6 separate regions of the Mus musculus genome follow, and regions 1, 2, 3, 5 and 6 are each linked to region 4. A link is a loop called in an ENCODE intact Hi-C map of the cell type or tissue named here. Cell type or tissue: left cerebral cortex. All regions are shown on one strand. Links, peaks and the distances in the headings refer to the core of each region. The heading gives the core; the rest is flanking DNA. Region 1 has its middle 30 kb from the start of Gmpr. Region 2 holds the start of Mylip (myosin regulatory light chain interacting protein). Region 3 has its middle 50 kb from the start of Gm40932. Region 4 has its middle 4.7 kb from the start of Gm23104. Region 5 has its middle 41 kb from the start of Gm40932. Region 6 has its middle 53 kb from the start of Mylip.

Region 1 (5,390 bases), core at 640-4,639, 450 kb before region 4:
TGTTGGGGAGTGAAACTGAGCTTTGACATTTAAGGCAATTTTCACATCCATTCTTAGACACCTTCCCAAAAGGATTTACTGAGATAGTAACATAATAACACACACAACACATACCCTTCCCCACAGGCATACACACACACACACACACATACACACACACACATATACATACATACTTGCACACGCATACACAAATAAACAAACTAAAGTTGGATCAGAGGTATCAGTGGTTCCCACTATTTGGGAATCTGTCTGAGGCAGGAGGATCACTTGAACTCAGGCTGAACAACATAGTAAGATCTTGTTTCCAAACAAAGCAAAAACTTGCTCGTAAAATTAAAATCCCATGTTAGTTCAAAATAGAACTTTCCAGACTAAGTTTTATAAAGATGATTTTAGGAATGAAAAAAATAAATGTATTAATAAATGAATAAAAATATTTTATTATTAAAGAAAACTAAGGCCCGGGTATGTTCAAGGACTTGTATAAAGCGCCTAGTTAGTGACAGAGGCCATGCCACAGTTCACTTTTCCATCTTTTTAGGTTAGTGTTCCTTTCAAAAGTAGTGCACAGTGGTACAGCCTCCTCCTATCAGATGAAAAGTCCCGATTGGTGGCTCAGAGACCAATCGTGAGTGAAGGTGCCTTGGAACATCCATCTGACTCACAGCCTGGCTCTGGGAACAAGAGAACAGAGCACAGGGCCTGGCCAACATGTATGGGCTGTCCAGGGGAGAAACCAAGGTGTATGAGTGTTAGGGACCATGGAAAAAGTCATTTCCAATAAGGAAGCCAAGCAGAAATGAAGGATCTAAGGTAATGAAGTTCTCGAGTTCAAGCAGGGTTAGCACTATTTCGTCACATAGCTACAAGAGATTGGTGGTGTCTGCCAGCTGTAACCCAGGAAGGAGCGATCTTTAACTATCTAATCCGAAGCCATCTGACTGTTACTCTGTGAATCACAGCAGTGAGATCATGTGTTCTTGTGGAATGTATTCACACCTTCTGGTCTAAGAACAGGGAGATTATTTGACACATTTAAATAAAATGTTTCCAACTTAAAAAAAAAAAAAGGCCCAGGTTGATTATAGCTTCTGCAGGCTTTTAGGATATTAGTGAACTTGTACAGTCTTGTTACTTTTCCTAGGCACTGTTCTATGGCTGTGAAGAGACACCATTGGTGTCTACCTTGGTAGGCAGCTCCTATAAAATAAGACATTTAATTGGAGGCTGACTTATAGTTTCAGAGGTTTACTCCATCCTCAGGACAGAGAGCATGGCGGCAGGCAGGCAGGCAGGCAGGCAGGCATGGTGCTGGAGAAGTTGAGAGCTACACCTGCTCCTTAGGCAGAGAGAGAAAGTGGGGAGGAAGGAGGGGAGGAGGAGGGAAGAGACAGAGAGAGAAAGACAAAGAGACACATGCCGACAGAGACAGACAGACAGACAGCAGACTAACTGACTCACTGGGCTTGGCACAGGCTTTGGAAACTTCAAAATCTACCCCTCAGTGACACACCTCCTCCAACAAGGCCATGCCTCCTAATCCTTCTCAAGTAGTGCCACTCCCTGATGACTAAGCATTCAAACAAGTGAGCCTACAGGGACCATGCTTATTCAAATTATCGTATTTCTTATACTATAAGAACTGAAACGCTCAATGAAATCTCAACATGAAGCCCTAAGTTTGATCCCCAGTACTGTAGTAAACCAACAAATAATCAGGACAACTGCAAAGTCAGTAGAAAGAAAAAGCAGGGACTAGAGATACACACACACACATACATACACACACACATACAAACACACACACACATACACATACACACATACACACACACACACACACACACACACACACACACACACACACGGGCATAAACACCACACACAGGCACACAGAGGAAAAATCTCGTATTTCTCAAGGAACTTACAAGGAAATACATCATTCCTGATGGCTGGTTTCTTGTCACCAAATTGAAGAAGTGACTTACCAGAGGGGCTTGCTCTTGGCCACTATGTAATAAAGCTATAAATCATTAAGCAATCAGGTTCTGTCAGTGATAACTGAGAAACTGCTGCTAGAACTCACATTTTTCTGGGCAGGCTGGCAAGAATCGGCAAGGATGCTATTTATCCTTAGCATGCAACAGAAACGACTCCATTTTACACAGCCTCTCAGTATTTCTCACCTTTCCCTCATCTTGGATGCTGGAAGCGTCTTTTAATTAACTTACACCTTCATATGTCATGTCTTGTGTCAACATCAGGAGTTCTGGAAGAAACTGAAAGTGAGAGTCAAGAAAATGCTAAGCCAATGTCTCATCTCAACAATTTAGGTCTTTTGTGCTGGAAAATGATGCTGGGAGTAATGTGCCATTGCTTCCAGTAGAGGGCGCTCAGACACTGGCTTTCAAATTTACAGTTCTTCAGCTAGCTTGAGTAGGAATTGTCTTTATCCATGGCTGTGTCCTTGTAGAACTCCGATTTTCTCATGGCTCTAGTGGAATGCTCTGCCCATACCAACACACACTACACCCTTTAAGGAAAACTAGCTGCTGGTGGCAATTGGGCTGACAACAGAGTTTAATTAATTAAGGGGAGATCGAAGGAGTTACTGACCAGAGGTGGGCAAGACACTAAAGGATCAGAAAGTGACTCAGAAGAGTTGGGAAACTCTGCTATGGTCCCATAACTTATGTAGAAAGCACTCAGAAACACTGCGTGAGTTGCCCAGACAGAAGAGATGAGCTTTGGCCAACAACAGAACAAACTTTACAGCTGGCACACGCCAGGGGACCTCAGACTCTACAGACAGCAAAGACACAGGGTTCAGAACACCCATGTCATTTACTATAGTATTATCTAACATAAGACATATGTACATATATGTCTATATGTATATCATGTATTGTCAACATGTATTGTGTATATGTATTCATGTATTGACTAGCATATATACCATGTAGTGTCTATATGTATATTACATATTGTCTAGCATGTATATCATGTGTTGTCTATATGTATATATTACACACACACACATATATATCATGTATTACCTATATATCACATATTGTCTATATGTGTATCATATATTGTTGTATGTATATCACATATTGTCTAGATGTACATCATGTATTGTCTAGCATGCATATCATGTGTTGCCTAAATTATGTCATGTTTTACCTATGCATATATCATGAATTATTTATATATATATCATATATTGTCTGAGTATATATAACATATTGTCTAGTATGTATATAATGTATTTATATGTATAGAAAGTATTGTCTAGTATGTATAACATGTATGACCCTGTCCCTAGAGAGACAGAAGAACCCGGGTGACTAGATATCTGATCATGATAGAGAGGAAGAGGACACTCTTATGTTCCACTGTTGTGACAACTTTTCCCACTGTTGTCCCTGCCCTGCCCTTGCTTGGGCTTCTGAATGCCCTGAGGCCAAGCCTGAGCCGGAGGCAGAAGTTTATTTCTGCACTGGGCACTGACCCTAAGGCCTCATGAGCATCGGGCCAGTGTTCCATCCTTGGTCTCTACTTCCAGCTGGAGTTCCCGCCTCGGTTTCCTTGACTAAAACTCTGGGCTGCTCTTCCCAGAGACCACAGTTGGGGTTACCATCTACCTTCCAAACTTGTCTCAGCTTGGCACAGAGCAGGGCCACTTCCCTGTGTCCTTCTCTAAGCCTAAGAGGTCTCTTCGCATAAAATCCAGCATTCTATGTTTGAAGTAAATCCAAGGATAGTTTGTCCAACTTTCTATTAAAGAATAGAATTAAATTGAACAGATAGATGGTCATCGACTTTTAGCATGAACAGACGTAGATGGTCAGACTTGCACCTTCTTTAAGACGCTCTGAACATCCACACGCATACATTTTCATTTCCCTGTATAAATGTCCAAGATCAGCGTTACTAGGCCACATAACAGTTGCATGCTTGCTTTTGTAAGCAGTGGCTGAGATTTTCCAGAGTACAGCCATCTCCGGAGCATGCCTGCACCATCTTCCATTTTCCTCTCAGTGCATCCTGACTGATCAGATGTCTCTGCATCCTTAGCATCTCTTGTTCCTACAGAGTCTCCAGTCAGACAGGCCTTGAACTCCTCATCTTTCTGTCTCTGTCTCCCATACACTGGAAGTACGGGTATTACACGTGGTTTTGTTAAGCCCGACCTACTTTGTTTTTGGATAAGCTCCATTTTGTGCGAGACCAAGAATTCCAGAAAATCACAGAGTCCTCCAGAGCGAGCATCCTACGGCAACCCACTGCCCTTAGCAACAGCCAGTCAGGTCACAAAAGCAGGGTCAAGGTACAAACAGATAACCTAAGACATCCTGCAGAGAATAGATAACCTGACCATCCTGTTTGGTTCCTACAGATTATGCCAGAAGTGCAGTTTTTAAAATATTAACTTGCTGACCTGTATGGAAAATTCCCAAGTTTGCTGCAACCACAATAAACAACCTGAACTCCTAGACTCGGGGCTCTCACTCTGACCCCCTGCGACAGTGAGAGTCTGAGAGATCTTGCTTGAGAACTTGTAATAAAGATCCCTGTGTGTGCATCAGAATTGGCTCCTCAGCTGTCTTTGGGTTCCTGCAACTTGAACATAACAGTTTATTCATTGCTGGGAATCAAACCCAGAGGTGAGGTGCCCAGTGCCCGCCAGGCAAACACTCACCGTGGTGAGCTATACTCCCAGGCCCAGTGCTGGCTTAGTTTTCTGGATGGATGGTCTGTGCTTTGAATTTGCATTTCTCTGATAGCTAATAATGTTGATCAAATCCTCATACTTTCATTTGCCATCTGTATATCTTCTTCCTCTGTGAAATATCTGTTCTAGTTTTTCATCCGTTTTCTAAGTTGTTTTGGGTTTGTTTTTTTTTTTTTTTAAAGCATGGAAGTTGTGATTTCTTGATCATTTTACATATTCATCCTTGGTCTGCTTTCCAATCTGCCAATATCTTCTCTTGGCTCTGTAGTTTATCCTTTTGTCCTGTTAGCAGGTGTGGTCGTTGGCGGGTGGGGGTCTCTGTTTCCGTGATAAACACCATGACCAAAAACAACTCTAGGAGGGAAGGATTTACTCCAGTGTAAACTCTCAGGCCACACTCCATCACTGAGGGAAGTCAGGGCAGGAACAATGCAGAGGCAGCAGCTGAAGCAGAGGAACACTGAAGGAGCCTGGCTCCTCTTGGCTGACCTAAGCCTGCTTTCTTAGACACACAGGGACCACCTGCCATGGTGGGCACCACCCATCACTCTCTACAAGAAAATGTCCCACATGCTTGCTTATCAACCAATCCCTTGGAGGCTTTTCTCTCCTGCTGTTCCCTCTTCCTAGGTAACTCTAGCTTGTGTAGAGT
Region 2 (5,390 bases), core at 790-4,789, 360 kb before region 4:
TCTCTTGCATTTTGGTAATAAATATTAAACATCACCTTCCTATTTTGGTTCATCTTTGAGAAAAGTATTATATAGTCAGCTCAGAGGGAAACGTACCGGGTATGTGTGTGTGTATTTTGGTCGTTTGAAAAGGAGACCACACCCACAGGCTTCGGTTGTCTACCATGGCTGGTGGCCCTTAGTTTAACAAGGAGGAAAAAAACAACAACACATGTCCAACAATCATTTTTAATAAATCTGTAGGCTGAAATTTACTTTACAGTGGCCCCTCAAAGAGTTCTTTTATTAAGATTTTGTGAAACTTAAAAAAGTTTTAAAATCTGTAGGAGGCCAGACAGAGCCGCTCCTGCTACACACTGTAATCTGACACTTAGGCTGAGGACTGACCAAGTTTAAGTAACCCAAGAGGAACTGTTTCCTGCTTTCCGCTAGAACGGTCTACAGTGACCTGTAGTAACACTGCTGAGGCGGGGTTACTAGCGGGCGTTAGATGAAGCTGTCAGGAAGTTGGTTTTCTTTTTGTTTGTAAGAAGTCAACCCTGCCTCTCCCACTAATATTATACAGAACAGGAAAAACAAAAACAAAACAAAACAAAAAACCAAGTGTTGAAAAACCCACCCAGGCCAACTGTGCTTTGGAAAACTTGAATTTTTCCTGAACTTCCTTTGCACCAAGTCAATTTTGCCAGGGAACATCTCCGGGAGGGCACGATAGCTACCACTAAATGGAATCTGAGGTGTACTTGACATTGGTTTGTTTCGGCCTCGCTTTACCTTGTCTGCTCCTGTAAGATGAGATGAGGCTCCACAAAGAACTTGACCCTCAGTTTAAGGCGGTAAGGTGCCAGCCCATCCATCTGCTGGGAGATCCGGTTTCTCAGATTCAGCCATAAGCTCTCACCTTTGCTCCCCGTGAACTGCAGCCCAAAATAATCAACCTCGATGATCCCTAGACGCCTGCACACCTAAAAACAAAACCAAAGGTATGGGGTGTGAGCAGTGCAAACCTAAGGGCTCCATCCGAGGAGAGGACTGGCCCCTGCTTTCCCAAAGTTCTACCTTCTTGCAATGCCAGTTGGTAGACCGACCGGAAAAACAAGGTTTTAAGGAAACAGCAAAGCCAAAACGCAGCCCTCCAGTGGAGGCTTGGCCTTGCTTGACTATTTCTAGGGTCTGACCAATGGCACAGGGAAAGGGGTCCCCCCAAAACAGACTTCCCAAAAGGCTGAGGTAGAAGAACACACAGGGTGTTTTATTTCTTATTCCAATCGCTGGAATTCCCCCCGCCACCCCCCCCCTCCGCCCCGCAGCACCATCTGCACAGCTGATTTGGCAGCGTATTATCTGGACAGTTTTAACCATCTGGATTCCAAAAACACAAACGCATTGAGGAAGCATGCTACAAGTGTCAGCTAAGCTTTACAAGCGCCTTTCCAAACAGCTCAGGTCCACAGGTCTCGTAGACACAGTATTTCAAGGGGTCAAATGGGCCTGCCAATATCCATTAGGCACACCCCGTTAGGAGCCTTAGTCACCCTTAAGAAAACACACGTGTAAAGACCCCTCAAGAAGGAGGCTGCCTGCAGAACCGTCCCCCGCAAATTACTCAATATACTCTGGATCCCTAGCAAGCCTAGAGTGTCAGGTGAACAGTCCTTCTGAGAAGCGGCTTGAGATTCGGGCCCACCTGATCAGCTAGGGAGCCCCGGGGCCAGCGACCGCTTGCAACCATCTCATCCCGGGACGCGGGTGGCGCTGCCGGGCTTTGCAAGGACTCCACGGGAGGCATCACACACACACACACCTGCGGCAGGTGTGCCGGGCCACCTTCTTTAGAGAAAAGTGCCAGGCTAACGGACAGGGTGGAGGTTCCCAGCAGTGTTCTGGTCTCCGGGCCCCGGATCCCCCACCGTAAGCGTCCTCTATGCTCCCCCCGCCCCCCCCCCACCGCACTCTCCACTCGCGGGGAGGAGGAGGAGGCTGGAGCCTGGCGTCCCGGGAGCACTCCACGGGCCGCTGCTGCAACGTCGCCCGGCTCCCGGGGAGCATCCCCGAGCCCCGAGGCTTCCCGGGGACAAGAAGGGATCCCCTTTCCGATCGCCGCCCTCACCTGGTTGAGACAGTCCTCGCCGTTGGCTTTTGCCTCCACCTCTACCTCCATCAGCACCGCGTCCGGCCTCGTCACATAGCACAGCATGGCTGGGGCCGCCGCCACCGCCGCTTCTTCTCGGGTGTGCGCCGGAGCTGTCGCCTCACCGCAATTGCTCCAAGTCGACTCCGGGCTCCGTGAGGAAGGTGCAGCCGTGCGGCCACCCGCCCTGCACCCCACGCAGCCGCCACTCGCGTCCCCGCCACCCCCACGACAGCCAGTTCCCGGGAGCTACACGGCCGCGCCGCTCCGACAGCCCTACTGCCTGCGCCGCTACAGGCACGCGTCTTTTATAGAGGCCCCGCCCCTCCGGCACCGGACTCCGCCAATCACAGCGTGCTTGCCCCTCCTCCCCAGCTCCGGCAACCAATTCCCAGTCTCGGTGGGCTGAAGCCCCGCCTCCCGGCACCGCCTGTGGAGCTGCGGGAGGTGGGAGCCCATCCTCTCCCCAATCCCCAGCACGGTCGCGGCCTCTGCCACTGGGCGACGCTCCTCCCAGCCCGCTGTCGCCCGCAGCTCCAGGGGACGCCTTTCTGTCCGGGTTTGAGAGAACTGTGATCAAAGGCTCCTGTGATGCTACGTTGCTACTACGGTTCTCAGGACTCCTGCGTGGGGTTACTCTAATAACCAGGTGGTTTGTGAAAGCCAAAAGAGAAGCAAGCAAGACAGAGAGCCTAAAGAAGAGGCTTTTCCGCTGGCATTTGCCACCGTGGGTTGTCAAAAGAAGAATCTAAGTAGAAAAGTTTTTGCAGCTGACCCAATATAAGCCGGTAATTTGATCCAAGCACCATTCTTATATTAACTCGTGCCAAGGGTTTCTATGTGTGGGTTCTGCTACATTGAAACACCTTACCAAGTTATGTCACCCAGCCTATCTCTCATCCAATTCGTTCACTATACACCTGGTACACTCCCTGCCCTTTCTTTCAGACACCCAGATGTTACCCCATCTTAAAGATAACAGGCTCATCTCAGGACCTAGCAGGATGGGAATCTCAATACAAGAGATTAGTGGTTAAAGGTGTACAACCTTCATATTTTTACCACCTGTTTCTCTTGGCCTATACTGTCTTTTTTGGTTTCTAAGATAAGCCGGGAGATATGGGTTTCAGCCTTGGATCTTTGGAAAACTCCATCTCTCTGAAGCTCAGTGTCCTCGCAGAATGGAGACTAGCTATTTTTGGACACCCCCTCCTGCAAGCCGCCCCCCCTCGCCCCAGCACCGCTGGGAAGCAATCTAGCCATCCCTGCCTGCCAATGACCCTATCTCTGTGCCGTTTGTTTGCTGTGCGTTTAAGACGAAGTCTTGCTGTATAGCTCAACCTGGTGGTGCACCTCGTACTTGGGCTCAGTGATATTTATTTCTGACGATGGGGAAAACATCGGAGAAGGACTGGGATCTTAGCAGAGCCCTCGCGGAGAGAACTGTTCAGTCTTTTGGCTTTGTGTTTCAGGAACACATGGTACAGTTCTCGAACTGCTCCAAGTCCAGTGTAAGCTTGCATTCATCCACCGGTCTACTGCTCATTCCTTTCCTTCCCGGAAGCAGGTCTGGCACGTGTACCTGGGAGATAACATTTAGATTATCTAATCTGTGGCCCATCGCTGGAAATTTCACCATAAGGAGAGGAGGCAACATGGAAATTGGTTGTATTGCTTAATATTTTTGAAAGGCCAAAACTTAACCAGCTTAAACAAGGGGGAACTTAGGGGACAGATTTGGGGAAATTCCTAGATACTGGGAGTAGAAAGGAGCTGAAGAAGAACAAAAATAAACAAACAGAATAAACAAAGACAAGACAAGAAACAAAAACAGAAACATTTCTATTTAACTATCTTTAAAACTATCTTACTTTGGGGTTTGGCAAGGATTTTTTTTAAATGGCTTTCTTTCATAGAAATGATTCTATATTTATATTTTTAATATGAGCAGCTAAATAATTTGTAGAAGCGAAGGAAATGTCAGGTTTAAAATTTTTAATTAAGAAAAATTTAACAACCATCAGTTACTTACAAACCAGTTGCATGGCTAACAATGACATAGGCATCTCTTTAACCCACATCCATTGAATTCCTTCTGTGAGATCCTCAATAAAGAGCTAATCATTTTAAAACCAAGTATCTCCAGAAAAGAGCCAGCAAAGGGGCTCTGTGGATTAAGGTACCTGCCACCAAGCCTGATGACCTGAATTTGACCCCAAGACCCATGGAGCAACAACCACAGGTTGTCCTCTGACCGATACGTGTTACATATATGAACACTAAAGTGTAAAAATTAAACTAAGGCATCGCCAGTTACTACTGAAGAAAAGAGGTGGTTTTAACAAAAGAGATCAAGGGCTGGGATTGAAACTCAGTTGATAAAGTGATCACGTAGTATGGACTTAGCCCCGAGTACCATCAAGTGGCCCTGGTGGCAACAGTGTGCCACCACTGTGTAATGGCAACAATGTGCCACCACTGTGTGTAATGGCAACAGCGTGCCACCACTGTGTGTAATGGCAACAGCGTGCCACCACTGTCTGTAATGGCAACAGTGTGCCACCACTGTGTGTAATGGCAACAGTGTGCCACCACTGTGTGTAATGGCAGCAGTGTGCCACCACTGTGTGTAATGGCAGTGGTGAGACACCACTGTGTGTAATGGCAGCGGTGTGACACCAGGCCAGCAATCCCAGCAGCACTTGCAGGATAGAGGTAGAAGCATCAGAAACTTGAGGTCATTGTAGGTTAAGTAGGGAGTTTGAGGATATCTTTAGCTAAAGACTAGACCTCAAATTAATTAAATAAAAAATTAAATAAATAAAAATTAATTAGTGAATGAACTGAGTGATTGAAACTCTTAGCCAAATGTTGTGGCACACATGCACACATGCCTGGAATCCCAGCACTTGGGAGGCCTCTGAGGTAAGTAGATCATGAGTTTGAGGCCAGCCTGGGCTACACAGTGGGACTCTGTCTAAAAGTGTATAAAGAGCTTGCTGTGGAAGCTTGAGGACCCTAGCACCCACATAAAAAGCAGGGCTTGGTGGTGTGTGCTCTTAATCCCTGGGTCGGGAGGAGAAAAAAGGAAGAACCCAGGGGCTCATTGGCCAGATAGTCTAGCCAATCCGTGAGCTCAAGGTTTAGTAAAAGACTCTGCCTTTCAAAAAATAAAATTGAAAAACTTCACAAAGCAGAAGCGTGTTATTGGTGTCTAATGTCAACCCCTGGTCTCCACGGAGCATGTGAAAAAACAGAC
Region 3 (5,390 bases), core at 441-4,440, 130 kb before region 4:
AGAGTTTCCCCTAGGGTAGAGAATGACTCTGGAGAAGGGGACTGGGTCATCACGGGAGGCCAGGTGCCCCCAAGAGAAGGTGACTCTCCAGGGAACAGGGACTAAAGAATGTTCATGGTCAACCAGCTAGAGAAGGCTTTGGCCACATTTGTGGAACTAGGAACAAGAGGTTCCAGGAGAGTCAGAGCAGAGAGGAAGCCCAAGCGCTGGGACCCCAGCAGCACAGTCCACATGCACTTAACCCTCGTGTGGCTGACTCCTCCCTTCTCCACCTGCAACCCCGGAGAGGCCTGGAGTTGTCTGATGAGCCTCCTCAGATTTCTAACCCAGAGCCACTGGCGGAGTCTTCGCATAGAACGGGACTTGTTTCCTGAATGTGACCAGTGGACTTTATCTCATTGCTGGAAATGTCTGGAGAAGACAGAAAAAAGTCCCAGGCTCCACCCCACATGCCTTCTGGAGAAAGACAGTTGAGAGAACGAATCTGTAGAGGCAGTAAAAGACAACAGATGATTTGAATGAAATGCCAATCTATAAACAGAAAAAGAACTTGAATCACTGTAAATGGACCAGAGTTCTTTGATGCTTCCTCTAATCTATTGACACATTTTACTTTTAACTATTGTGTTTGTGTGCTTTAAAAATTCTTCATACAAATTAACAATAATAAGTTTTAATGTGGTTGTATGTTTTTGAAAGTGTCTCACACTATAGCCCAGACTCATGGTAGCACAGGCTAGCTTGGAACTCACACAATCTCCCTAACTGGACCTTCCACATGCTAAGTTCAGAAGCCATCATGTGTCTTTAAATACCAAAGGAAGGAGATTGCATTATTCAAATGGTAATTCCCTAAGCATGTCCAAAGAAAGAGTAGCTTACACAGAAACTTGACTTAACCTGCTACCTCAGAAGTTATGCTTATAAAAGAAAGGGCATTATAATCTGCTTCTATAGCCTTCCAATTTATATTCCTATTTATATCAAACTAGCAACAATAAACATCCAGGGCTAAGTTCTCTAATGCCAAACGATAGTTTTTCAGCTTTTAATTTTTTAAAAGATAATGGTGCCTTTTAGAAATTCATGGAATTTTACACCAATTTTCCAGCGGCTGCTTCGTTTTATTTTATTCCCCTGGTTACCCTAGAAACCGTATTAGAATTAATCATTTTCAGAAAATATTTTTTATTGCTTACATAGCAAGATCCTCCCATTATTTTGGGAAACTAAACGAACTGGGTGTCTTTGAAAGCAAGACTTCCCGAAGCATAAAGGAAGAAACATCAGAAGAAAACATTTAGATCCCACTTCAGATAGAAAGCTAGCCGCTCCTGAGAACAGATTACTGGGCCCACACAGGTTTTTGGTGTTGTCCTTGCTTAGAGAGGGGTTTGTAGAGGAGGCTTGATGTTTGCTTTTGGAGCCAACATTTAGAGAGCTACCGAAGTCAGAGAGGGCTGCCCACTGAAAGAGGCTAAGGGGTCCTTGGGGCACCTAAGAGTGGCGGTACTTGAGAATTATGAAGGGATGCCTCTCATGAGATGTGAAGCTAAGCACAGGGACAGACATCCTCTAGGAAAGGAGAAGGAGGAAGCCCTCCCTCTCCCAAACCAAGAATCCCAACCTCCTCCTCACTCACAAGCATGAGGAGAGAAGTCATCCATTGGCCAAGTACCTCAGAACACCATAAAACTAGAGCATCTCCAGGATCCAAGTCAATAAGCACGGCGGGGCTTACCCCCACCCCACCCCCAGCTTCAACTTCAGTGCTATTTTGAGACATCTCTTTAGCTGTGAGGATTCCAATGTTGAATCAGCAAACTCTGCTTTACTTTAAACAGCTCTTACATTTCAGAAGGTCAAAATGTGGTCTTCAATATACCAAGACCCTACTTTGAGTTTAAAAAGAAATGCCAATCCCCAGATAAGAAGGGGGAATTAAAAAAAAAAAATCAGGCATGAAAACAAAGTAAATATTTCAGTCATTGACCCTGGAATACGTAGTAGTACCCTATTACTACTCCTGTGTTTGTTTCTAATTGTTCAAGTGACTTTAGAGAAGTCACCCACTGGCATGACTTAAGTTACTAAAGTCTCTTCTGCCCTTAAAAATACAGGGCAAAAGGGTGAGAGTGCTGATCAGGTGTGTGTCAGTGTGACTTCCTGTCACAGTGATCAAAACATCTGGCATAAGCAGTGTTAGCGAAGAGTTGTTTGCTGTCTCAGGGTTTCCATTCCATGGTGGTAGGTGGGGACATCAGGGGGCAGATTCTTCAAGCCATGGAAGGCATTAGACAGAGCAGCCTAGCTCATAACAGCAGGCAGGAGGCAGACAGAGGAAGGGGACAAGGACAAGCCCAAACACCTATTAAGTTCCACCTCCTCCAATTTCTCAAAAGTCTCAAAATAGCAATAGCCCATACATGAGCCTTTTGGAGAGGCACTTTATATACAAACAATAGCAAACCAGCTCTTAGATGTGCCAAAATTAAATATAAAAGGGGGTAGCAGTGTAGTGTGGTAATAGAATGTCCATCTAGCATGTCCAAGGCTCTGGGTTCAGTCCTCAGTACCCCTCGCCGGAAGTCATTGATGTACCACACCACCAAAACCTAAAAGGAAGGAAGTTTTAACACCTAACATGGTAGTGACAGTAGCTTCCCCCCATTGCCTACTGAGAGCAGTCATTTGGCTGTTTCACTTTCCAACAAGGAAAGCCCACCTTCTTCCTCCCTAAACCTCACAGCCTGGCCTGATGTTCCTCTAAGATAAGATGCTGTATGGTTTTCTTTCATTTATTCTTTCACACTTTTATAAACAAACAGAGCACATATTGATCAGTTCCAGCCCTTCATTTATCTTATTTCTCTCCCTTTCCCTACCACTAAACCTACTCTTCCCAGCAGGTGGCCCTCCTACTCCTGTGTCTCTGAGGGAGGAGTTTAATTAGTCTTGTTTGCATGCGCCTGGGTGGGGAGCCATCTATTGGAACAAGGGCAACTTACAGGCGCTACACCACTGTGGAGTGGGCTTCTCTTCTCCCCTAGAAGCTTTTCCTTTCCTTTTCTTTTCTTTTTTTTTTTTTTTTTGTTTTGTTTTTTTTTTTTTTGTTTTAATTAGAGTGCCCCGCTTCTATAGGGGAGAAATTTGTCAAAAACATCAACAAGAGCTCCAGGGGCCTGCTGCAAGAACTACTCCAGGATTTCAGACTTCTGAGCTTGAAGAATAGGAAATGTAACTTGGAAACAAGGTAAGAAAGGACATACTTGGACAGATACCTTTAGGGTTTAAAAAAAAAAAAAAGCTACCAAGAAATTGCTGCCGCCTTGGTTTGTAGTCAAATTACCAAACTGTTGAAAGAATGAAAGGGAATGTATTCCTGGAAAAATACCATGGTTACTGTTGGCATTTAGTCTAGGCTCCACCCCACAGTTACCTGGCAATAGCCAGGTGTGACTGACTCACTACAAAAGGGGATGCTTGCCCCCTTCTCTTTCTCTTGCTCTCCTGCCCTTGCTCCTTACCCCCTTTCCCCTCTCTCCCCATTCCCACGTGCTCATGGCCCACCTCTATTCCTCTCTTCCTCCTCCTCATCTTCCTCCTCCTCATCTTCCTCCTCCTCATCTTCCTCCTCCTCATCTTCCTCCTCCTCCTCCTCCTCCTCCTCCTCCTCCTCCTCCTCCTCCTCCTCCTTCTTCTTCTTCTTCTTCTTCTTCTTCTTCTTCTTCTTCTTCTTCTTCTTCTTCTTCCTTCTCTCTCTCTCTCTCTCTCTCTCTCTCTCTCTCTCTCTCTCTCTCTCTCAACTCCCCTTTCATGTCCTGAATAAACTCTATTCTATACTATACTGTCTGTGACTGGTACCTGCAGAGGCATCCTCCTCCCCCACACCTTACCATGCCTACACCAAACATATTCCTGGCCTCTCTTATCTTTTTATAAAACACAACAGTTACAAGAAACCAACCAAGTCATATTGTGAATGAACAGGAGGCTAAACCATCATTCTAAGTCATCCAGGCCAAGGGGGTGGATGGGGGTAAGCATATATCCAATCAAAAAGAGGAAAGAGAATTGATACGGTAGAAAAAGACTGAAGGAAATGGAGTCAGCTAGATCGGAAAGGTCAAGTTGGTCGCCAACAGAATGATTTAGTCAACTATACCTATATAGTAAAGCCCTCGTATAAATCCAAACAGACTGAGTTCCAGGGCTTCCAGTTGACAAATAAGAACATATATGTGCAAGAGAATCCTGACTAATATGTTCTAGTGCCTTCAGACACAAGCACATCTTTACATCTTTGCATGAGAATGCACTACCACCAAGAAAGTATTATCTCTGTGGCCTGCACACTTAGAAAACCCAAAGCTTTTGTGGGCATCTAAATAGAAAGACAGGAGTGGGACTCAAGAGAATCTATACACACAATCTTTGTTTTTCAAGAGTAAGTCTGATGGGTAATGAGGGGTAATTCATGGGTGGAAAAGGGAATTCAGGATGCAGAGGCTATAGCTTAATACAGTTCTCTCTCAACCAAGGTATGACTCCTTACACACATTCCAAGAGCAATCCTGGGAGACCAAAGCTAAATTCTTATTTCCTGAAGGCAACTTAGAAGCCAGGCCTAGTGGTACAGACCAATAGTCCCAGCACTCAAGAGGCACAGGCAGGAAGATTGCAAGTTCAGAGCTTTGAACTGTAGAGCAAGTCACAGTGCTGGACAATGTGGTGAGACCCTGTCTCACTAAGAAGAGTAAAGAGGTGGCTCACGCCTACAAACCCAGCCCTTGGGAGGTGGAGGCAGGAGGAAGCGGGTATTCAAAGTCATCCTTGCTCACACAGCAAGCTTGAAGCCAGCCTGGGCTGCATGAGATCTGGAAACAAAACAAAACAACAGTAAAGAGAGGGTTGGGGATACAACTCAGGAGTAGTACACTTGCTTACCATGACAAGGTCTGAGTTCAATCGCCAGTACTGAAAGAGAGAGGAGGGAGGGGGAAGAGGAAGCGGAGGTGGAGGAGAAGGAGGCAGAGGAGGTGGAGGAGGAGGAGGGAGAGAAGGAGGAAGAGGAGGAGGAGAAGGAGGAAGAGGAAGAAGAGGTGGAGGAGGAGGAGGCAGAGGAAGAGGAAGAGGAGGTAGAGGAGGAGGGAAGGAGGGAGAGGAAGAGGAGGTGGAGGAGGAGAAGGAGGAAGAGGAGGTGGAGGAGGGAGAGAAGGAGGAAGAGGAGGAGGAGAAGGAGGAAGAAGAGGTGGAGGAGGAGGAGGAGAAGGGGAAGGGAAGAAGGAAGAGATAGAGAGGGGTTGAAGAGATGGAGAAAGACAAAGAGAAAATTGCCAACCTTAAAAATTAGAGTCCCACTAAGTTTAAAAAAGCAAAAGCTAGGAATC
Region 4 (5,390 bases), core at 965-4,964:
CCCCAGAATCCCACATTGCCAACTCTCACTGTTCTCTTTTGTAACCGGGTTTGATGTGCCTGAATGGTTGTTTTCCTTGCAAACCGTCTAGTGTGTTTTGGAAACCTTTGCCTTTCTCAGAAATCTCTCTCCAACATAAATTAACCATAGACCTGTAGGGTACCTCACGGTAGAATTTTAAGAGCAGCGTGGGTTCGCCCCAGGCTCGTAGTTTTAAGGTCGAATTGTGATGGGGTTCAGGACATAACAAAATACAGCATCTTAGCATTAAGAAAACAACAGAAATGGTTTGGTTGAGAAATGTCCCATATAGATTAGTGATCTGCAGGCTCAGCCCATAAATGACGGAGGTTTTTTAAGAGGTGGGAATTTAAGGGGCGGGAACTAGTTAGAAAAATAGTCAGGGTAGGGGGTTAGGTCTCTGGTAGTGTGTGTGTCTGTGTGTGTCTGTGTGTGTCTGTGTGTGTGTGTGTGTGTGTGTGTGTGTGTGTGTGAGAGAGAGAGACCTTCCTATGTTGATCAAGCTGGATTGGAACTTGCTGACATCTGCTTGCTTCTGCCTTCCAAGTACTGGACTAAAAGTATGACCGGCCACGCACAATCCACGCATACTCTTACTAGCTGCCTCTGTGATGTAAACAGCCGCCCTCTACTCCTGGTACATGATGTTCTGCTTAAGTCTTTGGTGCTGTGATGGAGACCAGTAAGTACGGACTGCACCCTATGAAACCATGAGCCAGAATACATCCTCCTCCTTTATTCCCAAAAGGTATTTGGCTAGCACGATGATAAAGTAACTAACAGAGCAGGAAACTCTTTCTCCCCCGACCCCCTTCCATCCTGAAACAGATCTCAAGTCCTTCATTTGATAGGCGTTCTTCCTACACTGGAGGTAAAGGAGCACCCTTCTCTCCAAAGCTCCAGGGCCACTGAGAAGTGTCTGAGTTCTCCCAGCCTATCAGCCTCAGATCACATCCTTTTGAGCAATCATACCTCTACATAAGTGCCTACAAGATTACAGTATCTCAGTGATGGGGCGTGGCCCAATGGATAAAGTAATTAGTGAGCAAGCCTGAGGGTCTGAGGTCAGATCTCTTGCACCTATATCTCACCCAGAGGCAGACAAGAGGAAATCGGGGGCTCGCTGGTCAGCTAATCTGGGCTAAACAGCAAGTTCCAGGTTGGTGAAGAGATCTTGTCTCAAAAAAGTAAAATGGAGCAGGATAGAAGAAGATACTCAGAGATGCCTTCACAGAGAGAGACAGAGACACAGAGAGACAGAAAGAGACAGAGACAGACACACACACAGAGACAGAGAGAGGCACACACACACACACACACACACACAGATAAAAACAACTTCTCTCATTCTTTGGGCCTTTGTTTCTGGTCTCCCAGGTCACACACACACACACACACACAAAATCAATTTGTTATACTGTTCTCTTGTTAATCTGTTGTAAGTCTCCAATCGAAATCTAGTGATGGGAGGAGAGAGAAATCTCTTCCTCCACAACTGTCTACTGGGGTCGGGAAAAGTATGCATGTCCTGTGCAATATTTTGGGTGTGACTAAAGGGTATTTGCTCTTTGCCGGGAATCTAAATGTAAGTGGGCATCCTGCCCCTCATCTGCCAGGCCTCTTCTGAGGAATGTGATAACACCGGTTGATACTAGCACACTAACTGTCAACAGCCCTGAAGGGAGATTAGCCATTTTGTGGCATTTTCTCCTCTGTCAGGGGTTCACTCCGTGACTTTGAACTTTAACAGCTGTGGCTTTCTTGTTTTTAAAAAAACGAGGACCATAAAGACTTCCTCAAAAGTGTTAAGTCCTTTAAGGGGACGTAGTGTATGCACTGAGGGAGGCTGAGAGCTGAGCGGGGAGCGGTGTCAGCAGACTGAGGACAGCTTGGGTTACAGGATGTCAAGCCAGCCTGGGCTGTAGAATAAGACTTTTTCTCAAAAACAGAAAAAGAAAAAAAAGAAAAAGAAAACAGAAAAAAAAAGTTAAATAGCCTCATTTATTATAGCAGAATAGCTTGCATATAGGCATGATAGGCCAAGAAATAACACAATTCACACATCAGTTCTAGATGCGGATGAACCTCAAGAAACCCTAAAAACCCAAGCAACCAGTCTTCCCCAGTATCTGCCTCTGAAATGCAGAGCCGAGAATCTTGCTTCCTAGGAGAAGGCGTTTAGCCCAAACGTGTCAGAGTTCTATTTTAGAACTCCAGAGTCGGTATCAGGTCTGTCAGATGGAGTTTCCATCTCTTGCTCTCCCTGAAGAAACTGACTCACAGCAGGAAACGTTCCCGTGGAGGTCCTGATGGGGGTCACTCAACCTTGTCCCTAGCCCGCGGCTGTTTATCCTTTTTAGTTCCGTGTTCAGAAAAGTACACTGTCACTAGAAAACTTTAACATACAATTTTTTTTCTTTGACTTTATATTCTTTGTAGCCATGATAAATTCAGATGACCGAATTGAATCCCAAAAATGTAAACCTCCCGGATGTCTGCAGCAGGCCAGTGTCTTGAGGAAGACAGCAGCGTGCCCTTTCCTCTCTCAACCTCTCAAATGATGAATTCTTTCCCCCAGCTTCATGTGAGGAACAGTAGCAACAGCCAGAAGCCAGCAGCTGGTGACGGCAGCGTCCTTGGCAGCTGATGTGAGCTGCAGCGCCCCCTGCAGGCCCTCAGAGACGCAACGCGGTGTCAAGATCGCATCCTGGCTACCAGCTCTCAGGCTGCTGAGGTCTGCCCTCTGCTGACGATAGAGACTAACTACACTTTTTAAAACAACTTGTCTTTCTCAGTGCAAGGGACCCCATTCAGATAAGGTGCCCTTTACGCGTGGGTGGGAGACCAAGTCTCTACTTTGGATTTCTGCAATCTAAATTCATGGACCCCTCGGTATCACAAAAACAAAAACAATACACACAAATGAACCTACGTTCAAGTCTTGTCTCTTATGATTTTTTTTGGTCCAATTTTGAGATTTATGAAATGATGAGAGCAAATGGGAATTTTCACAAGATTGGAATTGCATGGTGGAGAGAGAGAAATGGATCGTCAAAAACAGCCGTAAGGTTAAACAGGTGTGAATGCGGGATAAATAGGTGTTCGGCGTTGTTCTCAGTGCAGAAACACTGTGCACTGGCTGGGTTTTGTGTGCCAAATTGACACAAGCTGGAGTTATCACAGAGAAAGGAGCCTCCCTTGAGGAAATGCCTCCATGAAATCCAGCTGAAAGGCATTTTCTCAATTAGTGATCAAGGAGGGAGGGCCCAGCCCATTGTGGGTGGTGCCATCCCTGGGCTGGTAGTCCTGTGTTCTATAAGAAAGCAAGCTGAGCAAGCCAGGGGAAGCAAGCCAGTAAGCAGCACCCCTCCATGGCCTCTGCATCAGCTCCTGCCTCCAGGTTCCTGTCCTGTGTGAGTTCCTGTGCTGACTTCCTTTGGTGATGAACAGCCATGTGGAAGTATAAGCTGAATAAACCCTTTCCTCCCCAACTTGCTTCTTGGTCATAATGTTTTGTGCAGGAATACAAACCCTGACTAAGAAACACTGCTCTATATTAACAGTTCTGTGATCCCAAGTTGAGGGTAAAAATGATGTTCAAGCAACCAGATCATTTAAACTATCCTGAGCTGTCTCAGAGTTCCAGGAAAACTTTTCAAAATATATCTCATGATGATGAGGACACAGAGAAACTGAAATCTGATACTTTCCTAATGAGATTATGAAACATTGCAAGTGCTGTGGAAATCAGTTTGGCATTACTTCCAAACATTTGATATAGAACCACTATATGCTTGAGCATTCTACTCTTATGTACATCCACCCCCACCCTCCACAAAGAAATGAAAAACGGGTCCATATACAAAAGCCTGAACATGAATAGTAGACAAAACAGCCACAAGATAACAATCCAAAGGCATAAGAAACAAGGATGTTGGTGGCTGGAGAGATGGCTCAGTGGTTAAGAGGATGGACTGCTCTTCCAAAGGTCTTGAGTTCAATTCCTAGCAACCACATGGTGGCTTTATTTATTTGTTTTTATGTATATATGCACACTGTAGCTGTACAGATGGTTGTGAGCCACCATGTGGTAGCTGGGAATTGAACTTAGGACCTCTGGAAGAGCAGTCCGTGCTCTTAACGGCTGAGCCATCTCTCCAGCCCCCAATTTTACAGTTTTTTTTTAAATTAGGTATTTAGCTCATTTACATTTCCAATGCTATACCAAAATTACCCACCCACCCCTACTCCCCTACCCGCCCACTCCCCCTTTTTGGCCCTGGCGTTCCCCTGTTCTGGGGCATATAAAGTTTGCGTGTCCAATGGGCCTCTCTTTCCAGTGATGGCCGACTAGGCCATCTTTTGATACATATGCAGCTAGAGTCAAGAGCTCCGGGGTACTGGTTAGTTCATAATGTTGTTCCACCTATAGGGTTGCAGATCCCTTTAGCTCCTTGGGTACTTTCTCTAGCTCCTCCATTGGGAGCCCTATGATCCATCCATTAGCTGACTGTGAGCATCCACTTCTGTGTTTGCTAGGCCCCGGCATAGTCTCACAAGAGACAGCTACATCTGGCTCCTTTCGATAAAATCTTGCTAGTGTATGCAATGGTGTCAGCGTTTGGATGCTGATTATGGGGTGGATCCCTGGATATGGCAGTCTCTACATGGTCCATCCTTTCATCTCAGCTCCAAACTTTGTCTCTGTAACTCCTTCCAAGGGTGTTTTGTTCCCACTTCTAAGGAGGGGCATAGTGTCCACACTTCAGTCTTAATTTTTCTTGAGTTTCATGTGTTTAGGAAATTGTATCTTATATCTTGGGTATCCTAGGTTTTGGGCTAATATCCACTTATCAGTGAGTACATATTGTGTGAGTTCCTTTGTGAATGTGTAACCTCACTCAGGATGATGCCCTCCAGGTCCATCCATTTGGCTAGGAATTTCATAAATTCATTCTTTTTAATAGCTGAGTAGTACTCCATTGTGTAGATGTACCACATTTTCTGTATCCATTCCTCTGTTGAGGGGCATCTGGGTTCTTTCCAGTTTCTGGCTATTATAAATAAGGCTGCTATGAACATAGTGGAGCATGTGTCCTTCTTACCAGTTGGGGCATCTTCTGGATATATGCCCAGGAGAGGTATTGCTGGATCCTCCGGTAGTACTATGTCCAATTTTCTGAGGAACCGCCAGACGGATTTCCAGAGTGGTTGTACAAGCCTGCAATCCCACCAACAATGGAGGAGTGTTCCTCTTTCTCCACATCCTCGCCAGCATCTGCTGTCACCTGAATTTTTTATCTTAGCCATTCTGACTGGTGTGAGGTGGAATCTCAGGGTTGTTTTGATTTGCATTTCCCTGATGATTA
Region 5 (5,390 bases), core at 597-4,596, 120 kb before region 4:
TGGATAGTGAATCTCCCAAAGGCTTATACTAACTGCTTGGTTCCCCAAGGTGTGAGAGGCTGTGGGAATCAAGCTGAGGCCTTGTGGGAGATCCTTAGGATATTGAAGCCAGGCTCTAAGGGGAATAGTAGGACCCTGTCTTAGTCAGGGTTTCTATTCCTGCGCAAAACATCATGACCAAGAAGCAAGTTGGGGAGGAAAGGGTTTATTCAGCTTACACTTCCATACTGCTGTTCATCACCAAGGAAGTCAGGACTGGAACTCAAGCAGGTCAGGAAGCAGGAGCTGATGCAGAGGCCATGGAGGGATGTTTCTTACTGGCTTGCTTCCCCCCCCCTCCCCACCCCCTGCGTTTGCTCAGCTTGCTTTCTTATAGAACCCAAGACTACCAGCCCAGGGATGGCACTACCCACAAGGGGCCCTCCCCCACTTGATCACTAATTGAGAAAATGCCCCACAGCCGGATCTCATGGAGGCACTTCCCCAACTGAAGCTCCTTTCTCTGTGATAACTCCAGCCTGTGTCAGACCCCCAACCCCTTCTTTTCTCTTTGCTTCTGACCATGAACGAGAAGTTTTGCTCTGCTCTGAACTCGTATCACAAGGTGATCTTTCCCCACAGGTCTGAAATAATGGGCCCACAAATCACAGAGCCTCCCAATCTGTGAGCCAAAACAAATGGTTCCTCTTTATAAATTAATCACTTCAGGCTTTCATTAATGGTAACAGAAATCTGGCACACACACCAGCCACGGCAGGAGGGTGTGAACTCCTAAGCTAGGTGCATCCATTAGCTCCCCAGCCCTCAATCTTGATTCTCACCTAAAATACCAGCACAGAAACAGCTTAGGTCCACCCATTGTCCTCAGCCTGTCGCTGCTGCATGACCTTGAAGCCACCCCTGGTTCCCAGCTGCCTCTGCCTCCAGTGCTTTCCCAGCAACTGGAGAATATTTAATATTCTCATTAAGGATGTGTGGAGACGGGTAAATGTTTCTTTTCAGACAAGAGGAGAATGGGTGAACGTAAGAAAATTAATTAATGAACAGAAAGTCTTCCTCAGCCTTCAGGTACAGAAGATTGATGGGCAATTGTGGGAGAGAAGACTCGAAGTTGGATGCAAGGAATATAATCAATGCCAGGCAATTTAAGCCACAAAACCAGTCTGGGGAACCCTTGAGAGCCCTGCAGGGACTATTGACTGTCGGTGTGCAGAGGGGAGAGAAAGGCACGAACGTCAAGGCCAGCGTGCACAAAGGAAGCTAGAAAGATGGGGATGGCAGGAGAAACTCTGAGGGGGAAAAATGCCAGAAAATGTGGCAAAAGCAGAGACAGTCACGAAGTTCAGTGTTCCAAGAATCTAAACCAGACAGTTAAAGGATGGAGGGAAACAGGTTTCTCACTGTGGCCATGGGAGAGGAAGGGGAGGTGCTGGAGGGATGGTCCAATGGTTAGACAAGCTTACGGTTTTGTCAGAGGACCTGAGTTCAGATCCAAGCACCCTCAGTAGGCAGGGCACAAACACCTGCAACTCCAGCTCCAAGGGATTTGACTCCTTTTATGACCTGTATACACACACACACACACACACACACACACACACACACGTGCATGCATGCAAATAAAAAAATTTAAAATAAATCTTAGAAAATAAAGTCTTAGAAAAGAGAAATATTTTAAAAGCCATCTTGAAATCTTTTTCCATATATTTATTTTAAAATAGTGTTTCAACTACATATGTGAAATGATGATTTAAAAAATCAATTATTCCATTGAGATTGATATGGCACTATTAGCATGTTGATGTATCTGTTTCTTTCTTCTTTTTTTTTTAATTGCCTAGGATGTTTTTAATATGCTGGTAGCTTATTATTCTGATTTTCCATTTATTAAATTTTTGTACTAATAGATTTCTGTTTTTTCAAAATCTTAATATAAATTAACACCTGTAGGATACCATTATCCTTAAACTAAAGAAAATATCCTTAATTTCCTTCATTTAACATGGTGCGTATGTGAGACTGGAGAGGCGGCTCAGCAGTTAAGAGCACTTGTTGCTCTTGCAGGGAACTCAGATGCCCCCAGCATCTGCACAGGGGCTCACGTCCACTTGTAGCTCCAATTCTGTGATATTTGATGCCCTTTTCTAGCCTCCATAGGAACTGCACATACATAGTGCGCATACATATACTTGGATAAACACTCCTACACATAAAATAAATCTTTTAAAAAATGGTTTGTAGCCGGGCATGGTGGTGCACGCCTTTAATCCCAGCACTCGGGAGGCAGAGGCAGGCGGATTTCTGAGTTCAATCTGAGAGTGGACACCAACGAGTTTGAGCGGCACTCAGATATGAGGTTGAGTGACTCGTTCAGAACTTCTTCCTATGATATGAGGATAACGATAACAATAATCGCGTCCTTAACACGGTCGTTGTGAGGACCGAACAGACAAACAAACAGTACAAACTTAACCAATGTACTTCCCAGCTCCTGTTGTTAATAGCAACAGTAACAACTGCAATTACACAGCACACAATGGTTCATGAAATCAGCCAGAAGAACCCACATCCCCTGAGTCTCAGTTTTGTTGCTTCTGATGCAGCACACAATCTTCCAAGATAAAGCTGAGTTTCTAGCTCTTAAAATAGAAATGAGAAGAAAATCTATACAAAGCTGTGCTGTGGCGAACATGCATAATTCTCCAATAATAGATGCACTGTCTTGATAATGGTATCCTATCCCATAAAGCTGCTTATGTTTGCCACTCTGCTATCTCACTAGGTCCTCAACTCTGTAGAGCAAGTAGGCTGTTGCTGTGGATTGCTTCTTCTGAATAAAACAGCCATTAGCATTTTTAGTAGAGCCATTATGACTACCCATAAGAGATGCTTGTCCCTAAAACCTTGCCTAGGATCTCAGCCACTCCTTGCTGCATCCCTCTCCCAGATGTGTACAGCTCAGCCCCAGGTGCATGGGGCCCTAGATGGTGCTAGCTTCTAGAGAGGGTGGAAGATTAACTAAATGTGGAGATTCCATCTACACAGCTATGGGGAAGCTGTGATCCATGCTTATGTAGTGACCCATCAGTGGTGCAGATGTTTTGGCCACTCGTGCTCCTGTAATAACCACTTCCCCAGCTGAGATGGATAGATATCATTCACATCTCCCCAGGAAAATGTTCATGCACCAGCAGCTAACAGTCTCCCATTCAGCCGGGCATGGTGGCGCATGCCTTTAATCCCAGCACTCGGTAGGCAGAGGCAGGCGGATTTCTGAGTTCGAGGCCAGCCTGGTCTACAAAGTGAGTTCCAGGACAGCCAGGGCTATACAGAGAAACCCTGTCTCAAAAAACAGTCTCCCATTCTTCCATAATATTTAATCTGCCTGACTTGGGCAGTATATTCCTCCCCATCTATAAAATGGTGATATTGACCCTGAAAAGGACAAAGGATCATCCTAGGGTCAGCCGATGGCCTTGGCTAATGTCTAGAGAAAGGATCAAAACAGAAAAATCTAAATCCCAGGCACAGTGCTCTCATGAGTTCAAAGTCGATTTTTTAACTGTGCATGGTCTCGGAATATGAAAGAATATACATAAAAATATTATCCCAAAACACAAAAGGGAATCCATTAAAAGTCTAGTGACATATTCAAAGTTAGGAGAAGCAAAACAAGAAAGAAGGGGGGAAGCAGGAGGTGAAGGGCATTGCAGGCTAGTCTCCCCAGAACAGACTTCAAAGTCCTTTACAAGAGAAGCCTGGGTTGTGGATGGCTATTGGCAGTCACAGTGAAACTGTCTCCACTGAATTCGGCTTTCCTGTTGTTTACTGTCACAGAATAATGACTGGTACAACAGAGAAGTATACTTAGCTTATGGCTTAGCTAAAGAAAATGCTGGGAACAGGAACGGAAACATATCGCTCACTCACTGGCTGTTAGTTGAAGGTCACTGTAACCTTTAAGACAGATGAGAATGCAAAACCTTAAGAGACAAAGACTAAGAACAAAGACGCTGTCAAAGCTCAAGAGCTGGACAGAATCTTGCCTTAGCCTCTCCTCAGAATCCATAATGCCCCAAAGCACAGGGGCATGCACACAGGGGCAGTTTCAAGATGGAAACAGAACAGCTAAGAGAAAGCTAACATCCTCAGATTGGAAACTAGGACATTTAAGGGAAAGCACAAAGCTGAGAAAACAAATTATACTTTCCAAAGTCATGCATGTTAAAGAGGGAAATACTTAGCTATCCCAGACAGGGGTCAGATTGGGAATTCCAAGTGACCAGAAATTACCAAACTACTGAAGTCAGATCTAGAAATCAGAGTCCAGACTGAGGTAGACTATGTGCCTAGAAGGTAAGGAGCTCTGGTTCAACCCCCAAAGTCATATAGAAAACAACAACAACAACAACCAAGCTGTAAGTCTTGGGGTCCCAGGGGTTGCAAATACTACTACCTGAAGAGTTTGTGTTCACAGTGAACACAGCAAGCAGGTTTTTCACTGGCAGGAAAGTTTAAATTAAGTATTAAGTAAATAAATTTAAGTCCATAATGTTAAAGAGATTGTCCTTGTTGGAAAGAAAGGAGAGAGAGAGAGAGAGAGAGAGAGAGAGAGAGAGAGGGAGGAAAAACTCACTTACTCTGACTCTTCCTCCACCCCCACCCCTCCTTTTAAAGCCCCATGGGACTCATCCTTGGGAGTCTCCCTACTTGTATGACTTTTCCTAGGCTACTTAGCCCCGCCTCTCAACACCACCATCAGATGACACTCACACCTAATAACACAATAGGGACTTAACCCCAACAGGAATCTCGGTGGTAAAGATCTGATTCAACCTGTAAAAGACTTCAAACAACACAAAGTTGTGAATGTGCGGTTCTGAAACGGTTGTACTGAGTTAAAATGTTAGAACCGGAGGCTGTGGGGTGGGGGGGAGAACCATTTTCCCAGCCTAGAAAGTGCCTATCCTGGACATCTGTTTGCAGTATTGCAACTTCTGCTTCTGTCAATCACAGCCCTGACTCTAGGCTCCCCGCCCCCCACACTTTTTTTCACACTTTTTTTGGATTGGATATTTTCTTTATTTACATTTCAAATGTTTTCCCCTTTCCAGGTCTTCCCTTCGGAAAACCCCTAACCCATCCCCCCTTCCCCTGCCTCTATGAGGGTGCTCCCCCACCTACCACTCCCATTCTCCTGCCCTGGCATTCCCCTACACTGGGGCATCAAACACCCTCAGTCCAAGGATCTCCTCCCACTGATGTCCAACAAGGCCGTCCTCTGCCACATATGTGGCCAGAGCATTGGGTTGCTCCATGTGTATTCTTTGGTTGATGGTCCAGTGTCCGGAGCTCCATCAATGGTTGGCTGTGAGCTTCCACCTCTGTCT
Region 6 (5,390 bases), core at 491-4,490, 410 kb before region 4:
TCCTCCATAGCTTTCAGAGGTTCCCTCTTTTCTTTTTCTCCTTTTGAAACAACAATGGTGTTGGGAACTGAACCCGGAGCCAGTGCCTGCTAGTTAAGCACTTTACCACAGGGCGATGCCCACTCTCCTCTAACCTGTGTCTTTCGAGGTTTATACTGACTTCTGTTATTCTCCTAATCCGCCCTTCCAACTGTCAAGTGCTCACTGACGCACGTGACTCCCATGCATCCTGTGGACGGGCGTGTGGCAACCTCTGACTTTCCTGGGACACCATCCTGTCCTGTTATCCCCGGTGTTACTGAAGCAGAGTTCACTATAAGCACACAATGTGAACTTCCCCTTCCCCTTTGATTAACATCAACACAACGCCTCAGACTTACTTGTCTGCTGCTTTCAGCTCTCATTCCTAAAACATACTAATTCTTTCCACTGGCAACTCTGGTTGTTTTCATCTAAGGCAGTGTGAATGGCTTCCCTGTAAGTGGAAGAAGGAGCCCCAGCTCCATCTGAGTACCCCGGGCCCTAGGGCAGTTAATTACAGGCAGAGCGTCTCGGTGAACGTCATTGTCCTTGAGTTTCAAAGGACTACACTGGACATAAGGCAATTTTCTTGCATTGGAAACATGAAATGCTCTCAGATCCTTGGAGCCGGTGCTGCCTCTAGTATCACTTTTAAAAGGAGAGACCTAACCACAGAAGACTATAGGCTATAGACACAACTGTGGGCGATGCTGGCATAAAGCGCTCGCTTTAGTTACAGAAAGGAAAGCTGCTTGCAGGCAGTTCCCTGAGGAATCAAATCACTCCATAGGGAAGACCAACACTGAGGATCTCCCTGTGAAGTTTGCTCACTAACCTCAGATGACACTGGATGCTACCCCAGCCGGTTGGTTATATCACACACAGCACCCACAAGGGCATTTGTTCCCTTCTCTGCTCCTGTCATAAACACTCATATTTGCTTGTGAAAGACAGCTTGCCATTTGGAGGCCAAACCATGGGTTGTCACTAATGAGCTGGCCCTCTGATCATCATTTGCCTAGAAGGTAAGGATTGGCAAGATACAGAAAATAGCTCTGTCCATGACCACAGGCATGTGAGGCAGAAAGAGGTCATCCCAAAACTCCCCACAGAAGGTCCATGGGGTGTGGGGGGGGACTCTTGGTACCCCTCACCCCCCACCCCCACCCCCCCACCCCACCCCCCGGCTAAGAACTAACCCTCTTCCCAAGCTCCGCAAGTCAAAGGTCATCAGAGTCTTGGGTCAGTCTGAGATGGCTTTGGACACACAGGAAGGGCACGGAAAACTAAGAGCTCTTCAGAAACAAAGTAGACAGAAGCCCGAATGAGACGCAAAATCTCAATCATAGATGACAGTTCTCCTAAAATAGCTCGTGGGAGAAAACTACAGTTTACCACTCCTTTTCCCCTCCTCCGCAGTGTCTCAGATGGGGAGGTTTTTAAGATGCATTTTCTAAATATTGGGGGAGGGGGGGGAATGGCCTCCCGTGGATATAAAATCATGAGGGAACATTAAATCTCCATGTTGTATCTCACTTCTGTCTTGTCTAAATGCATCAAAGAACAAGCTAAGAGTCTAGATTCTAGGACATAGAGAATGGTAAACGGTTTTATAGTTTGGATCTTAACTGCCTCACAAAGACCATGGGTGTCTTGAGGAGGCATCAGGGGGTGTTGGAACCTTTAGGAGGTGGGGCCCAGTGCCGGGAAGTTGGGTCCCTGGCACACCCTTAAAAGTGATAAATTAGAAGCCCAGATGTTTCCTGTGTCTCTGCACCCCTGGCTACTGGAGCTTGCAGCCCCTTGTTTTCACACACTCTGCTGTGGTTCACTGTCTGACCACAGGCCCAGGACCTGTGAAGTCAGCATTCACAACAAAAGGTCCCTCGTTTAAGCTGCTTTCTCCAGTTGTTCCCTCATGGCGGCAGAAAGCCCACCAACATGATCGGATTGCCATCCGTTCTACAGCCAGGAAATGCCCGACATACTCATTCCTGCTTGTTTCATGAGCCCCTCCTCCTTGGGAAGCCACATGGGGGCTTGACAGCCTCTCCCTGTGGAGCAGCCCTTGGCCCATAGAGCTTTAAGATGTAGCTGCTGAGTCAAGCTTAGCCATTGTAGCTCAGGAGGGATGATTTTGGGACAGGCCATCTTTCTGGCTCGTTGGCCCATTCCTTGATGGAATTTCCCACTTTTCTGAGGACTATCCACTCCTCTCAAGGATTTCCTATTATGCTAGTTAGTTTGTAATGGAAAAAAAAAAACCAAAAAACAAACAAACAAACCATAAAATGCCTGGTAGTTTATTTTTTTCTCATTTTTGTAGTTCAGCTCAATAACCTCGAGGTGGCAGTAGAGACTCCAACCAATTTTCTTGACTGGATCCAACCGCCTGTACATTGCTTCATAGGATCTTACAGCATTAGGTGACAGGTCAGTTGAGAAGGACTTAGCAGAAGGACTTAGCACAAGTGAGGCGACCTCAGTCAGGACTGTTTGGCTAGAATCTCTGGGAGGGCAGAGCAACCCTCTCCACTCCACCCTTCTGTGAGGTGTGTGTTTCCAGCTTTAACCTTCCCCCTCCCCCATTTTGCAGTCGGGAGTGGTTTGTGCAAACAAGGAACTCTTGTGAGCCAAGCATGAAGTTAGAAGCAAGGCTTGGGATAGGGGTTATTCTAGTTCAGATGTCACTCAAAGCCCTTGGGCAATGCATTTCAAGCCAAATACAAGCATCTTGACTTTTAATTGATTTACACTAAAATACATATCTAAGCTCCAGTTTTAAATGGAAAAGTGTTTGGTTAATAACTTCCATTAACCCAACATCGTTTTAATGACTAGAGGTAAGGAGCGAGATTGGATTTCCTAAACAACACAGCCAATACCCACAACAAAACAAATGTAAGTGGAAAAGCACGCTGGGAACGAACAGCTTGCTCCCGCAAATCAAGTTTTCCAAAAGCCAGGTGGTAGGAGGGCTTTCGTAACATGCGTGTTCCTATTCTTAAATTTTAATTTGAAGAAAAAATAGACAGAAGAAAAGTAGTAATGTTGCCCATTGCTGGGACAAATTCCTAGCAAAGAAAGGAAAAGGCGCCATGGTGAGTCACGACCCTTCACTGTGGGTCTGGCTGAAGTGTACCTGTTACAAGGACTTTTCTGGGGAATACACATCTCATTTCAGACAGGGCACAGAGGACGGATCACAGCAACGGTTCTTCCTACAACAAACCAAAGGGAAAAAAAATGTCACCCAGGTCCAATTTGGTGAATCAAATGAATTGATGGAACTTATGGGGGCACAGACTGGGAGCTACCTACAGGATCAGAGGTGACTCATAAACATCTGCATCCCTGAAAAGGGCCACCCCATCATGCCTAATGACTCCTAGAAGCTATATCATAGAGTCCAGGCCTTCGGTGAACCGCAATGCTATACATTTTCTGGTACCTTCCAACATAACTGTTCAGCTGAGGCAGAATTACATACAGCTGGGAGGTGACCGCAATGAGGCGTGATTGGCTAGAATCTCTGGGAAGGCGGACCAACCCTCCCCACCCCACCCCACCCCTCTGTGAGGAAAACACCAACAGGCTGGATCACCAATGGCTGTTAATGCTCAGAAGACAACATACTGCAGCAAAACTCTACAGTGCTGGCTACTGGGCCTCGCCTGTCACATTAGTATGTGTCTCAGCACTGTGACAAAACAATTGATAAAAACAACTTGAAGGAAGGCAGTGTTTACTGTTGGCTCGAAGCTTGAGGGTTGGCCACATCTCGGTGGTGACCTGAGAGGAGATCAGACATGTCATACCATGACCAGGTAGGGGAGAGAGATAAATACTGTGGTCCACACAACTTTCTCCCTTTAATTCAGCCAGGAATCCTAACCTGTGAATCTCGCCCACCCACCTTTAGGGAGGGATTTCCTTCTTCAGGGAACAGTTCTTTCCGGAGACATCTCTATAGACACACCCAGGAGCGTGTTTCCATGGTGATTCTAAACTCCCATAAAGTTGAGAAGATTATCACACCAGCCTTTCTTGTTTGCGGCTCAATAAGATCACAGCAACATATATTCGTTTTAAAAATAAAGCAAACAAAAACCCCAAGCCAGCAGTGTCTGAGTACTGTAAGCTGCAATTGCTGACGGAATGGCGCCTTGAGAAACTCATTGCCTGGATGTCTACTTGAAGCCCATTGTATACAAGGCACTTGGTTGAGCAGTGAGGGCCAGGCTGGTGCTTTCTGGCTGTAGATACAATGATTCGTCTTTATTTTACCACTTTCCCCCCCAAAAGGAGAGAAAATGATTTACACTTGGTATAACTTGGTATATAGGGCTCATAAAACCAATCTAGGGACAGCAAAACGGCAAGGTGGGTAAAGTTTCTAGCTGCCTGTATAATAGAAGAACCAACTCCCACAAGTTGTCCTATCCCTTCCACCCCCTCGTCTTTCCACTCCCCCCTTCTCTTACACACACATACTAAACAAATGAAACAAATACCTAACCTAAAACATTAATGTGACTGGATAAATTCCAACCATTTCAAGTAAAACCTCCACGATTCCCCTTTCCCAGAGCATTTACAACCCTGAAGCTGGCTATAACATTCATTGTCCCCATTTTTACAGGCCTGTTAATGTAGTTTCTGTTCCTGCTTAGTCCAATCCCAGTGGAGTGTGTGTTGTGTTTATTGGCATGGCTCCATGCTTTTTACTGTTTGTGGGCATGCTACTCTGAGAAACGGCTTGCTCTTCTCTGTGCCCGCACTCTTGCAGAGGACGCTGTCAGAGCAGCTGACTGAAATAAATGTAAGGGTCACACACTGATACCATGAGCTACTAAACAATGAAAAAAAGCTGTGTGTGTGTGTACACGCATGCATGTGTGTGTGTATGGTGTGGATGTTGTGTGTGGTGTGTGTATGGTGGGCATTTGATGTGTGTGTGTATATGTGTGTAGTGTATACTATGCTTGTGTGTAGTGTATGCGTGCATGTGTGTGTTGTATGTCTGTATGATGTGTGTGAGTGCATGTGATGTGCATGTGTGTATAATGTGTGTGCATGTGTAGTGTGTGGTGTGTGCATGTGTGTATGTGTGGTATGTACATGTATTGGGGTATGTATGTTTGTAACTATATAACCTAGGTCTCAGGCTGCCCTTGAAGTTGGTGATCCTCCTGCCCCAGGCTCCAAGGTGCTAGGTTTGCAGGTCCATACCATGGCTGCATTTTCTTGTGCATGGCTTCATTTGTCATCACATCACAGGCATCCTGCATGGCTAGGAACTAACTCTGGACTAAAGTACTGTGCTGACTTTTAAGGGCAAAGATTCATTTTAGTTTATGGTTGCACAC

What was found. Peaks named below come from ENCODE experiments on the same cell type or tissue, not always from the same donor. Only the 100,000 strongest peaks of a DNase experiment are listed, where the experiment ranks them.
Region 1: it touches region 4 in a loop (10-fold over the local background); 41 of 42 quality-filtered maps call a loop at or near these places.
Region 2: it touches region 4 in a loop (5-fold over the local background); 13 of 42 quality-filtered maps call a loop at or near these places.
Region 3: it touches region 4 in a loop (3-fold over the local background); 9 of 42 quality-filtered maps call a loop at or near these places.
Region 5: it touches region 4 in a loop (2.4-fold over the local background); 7 of 42 quality-filtered maps call a loop at or near these places.
Region 6: a loop joins it to region 4, with 7 times the contacts of the local background. A loop is called at or near these places in 18 of 42 quality-filtered maps.

What each region holds. Positions count from the first base shown.
Region 1 is chr13:45,474,461-45,479,850 of GRCm38, reverse strand. No RefSeq gene overlaps it. Among named protein-coding and RNA genes, the nearest start is that of Gmpr, 30 kb to the left of the region's middle. In left cerebral cortex, for the core only: a CTCF peak has its summit at 2,379 (motif pointing right); DNase peaks (open chromatin) are centred at 918 and 2,387.
Region 2 is chr13:45,386,764-45,392,153 of GRCm38, reverse strand. Mylip (myosin regulatory light chain interacting protein) reads right to left here and starts at 2,412. Exons shown (of 7, transcript NM_153789.3): 1 at 2,111-2,412; 2 at 775-965. The coding sequence starts at 2,197. In left cerebral cortex, for the core only: CTCF peaks have their summits at 1,745 and 2,623; DNase peaks (open chromatin) are centred at 1,099, 1,388, 1,629, 2,504 and 1 more place; H3K4me3 peaks cover 2,280 bases; H3K27ac peaks cover 1,796 bases.
Region 3 is chr13:45,153,968-45,159,357 of GRCm38, reverse strand. No RefSeq gene overlaps it. Among named protein-coding and RNA genes, the nearest start is that of Gm40932, 50 kb to the right of the region's middle. In left cerebral cortex, for the core only: a CTCF peak has its summit at 2,929 (motif pointing right); a DNase peak (open chromatin) is centred at 2,917.
Region 4 is chr13:45,028,348-45,033,737 of GRCm38, reverse strand. No RefSeq gene overlaps it. Among named protein-coding and RNA genes, the nearest start is that of Gm23104, 4.7 kb to the right of the region's middle. In left cerebral cortex, for the core only: a CTCF peak has its summit at 2,729 (motif pointing left); DNase peaks (open chromatin) are centred at 1,892, 2,266 and 2,702; H3K4me3 peaks cover 385 bases; H3K27ac peaks cover 1,018 bases.
Region 5 is chr13:45,144,941-45,150,330 of GRCm38, reverse strand. No RefSeq gene overlaps it. Among named protein-coding and RNA genes, the nearest start is that of Gm40932, 41 kb to the right of the region's middle. In left cerebral cortex, for the core only: no CTCF peak of the experiment used is centred there; a DNase peak (open chromatin) is centred at 2,639.
Region 6 is chr13:45,439,763-45,445,152 of GRCm38, reverse strand. No RefSeq gene overlaps it. Among named protein-coding and RNA genes, the nearest start is that of Mylip, 53 kb to the right of the region's middle. In left cerebral cortex, for the core only: a CTCF peak has its summit at 2,357 (motif pointing right); DNase peaks (open chromatin) are centred at 738 and 2,462.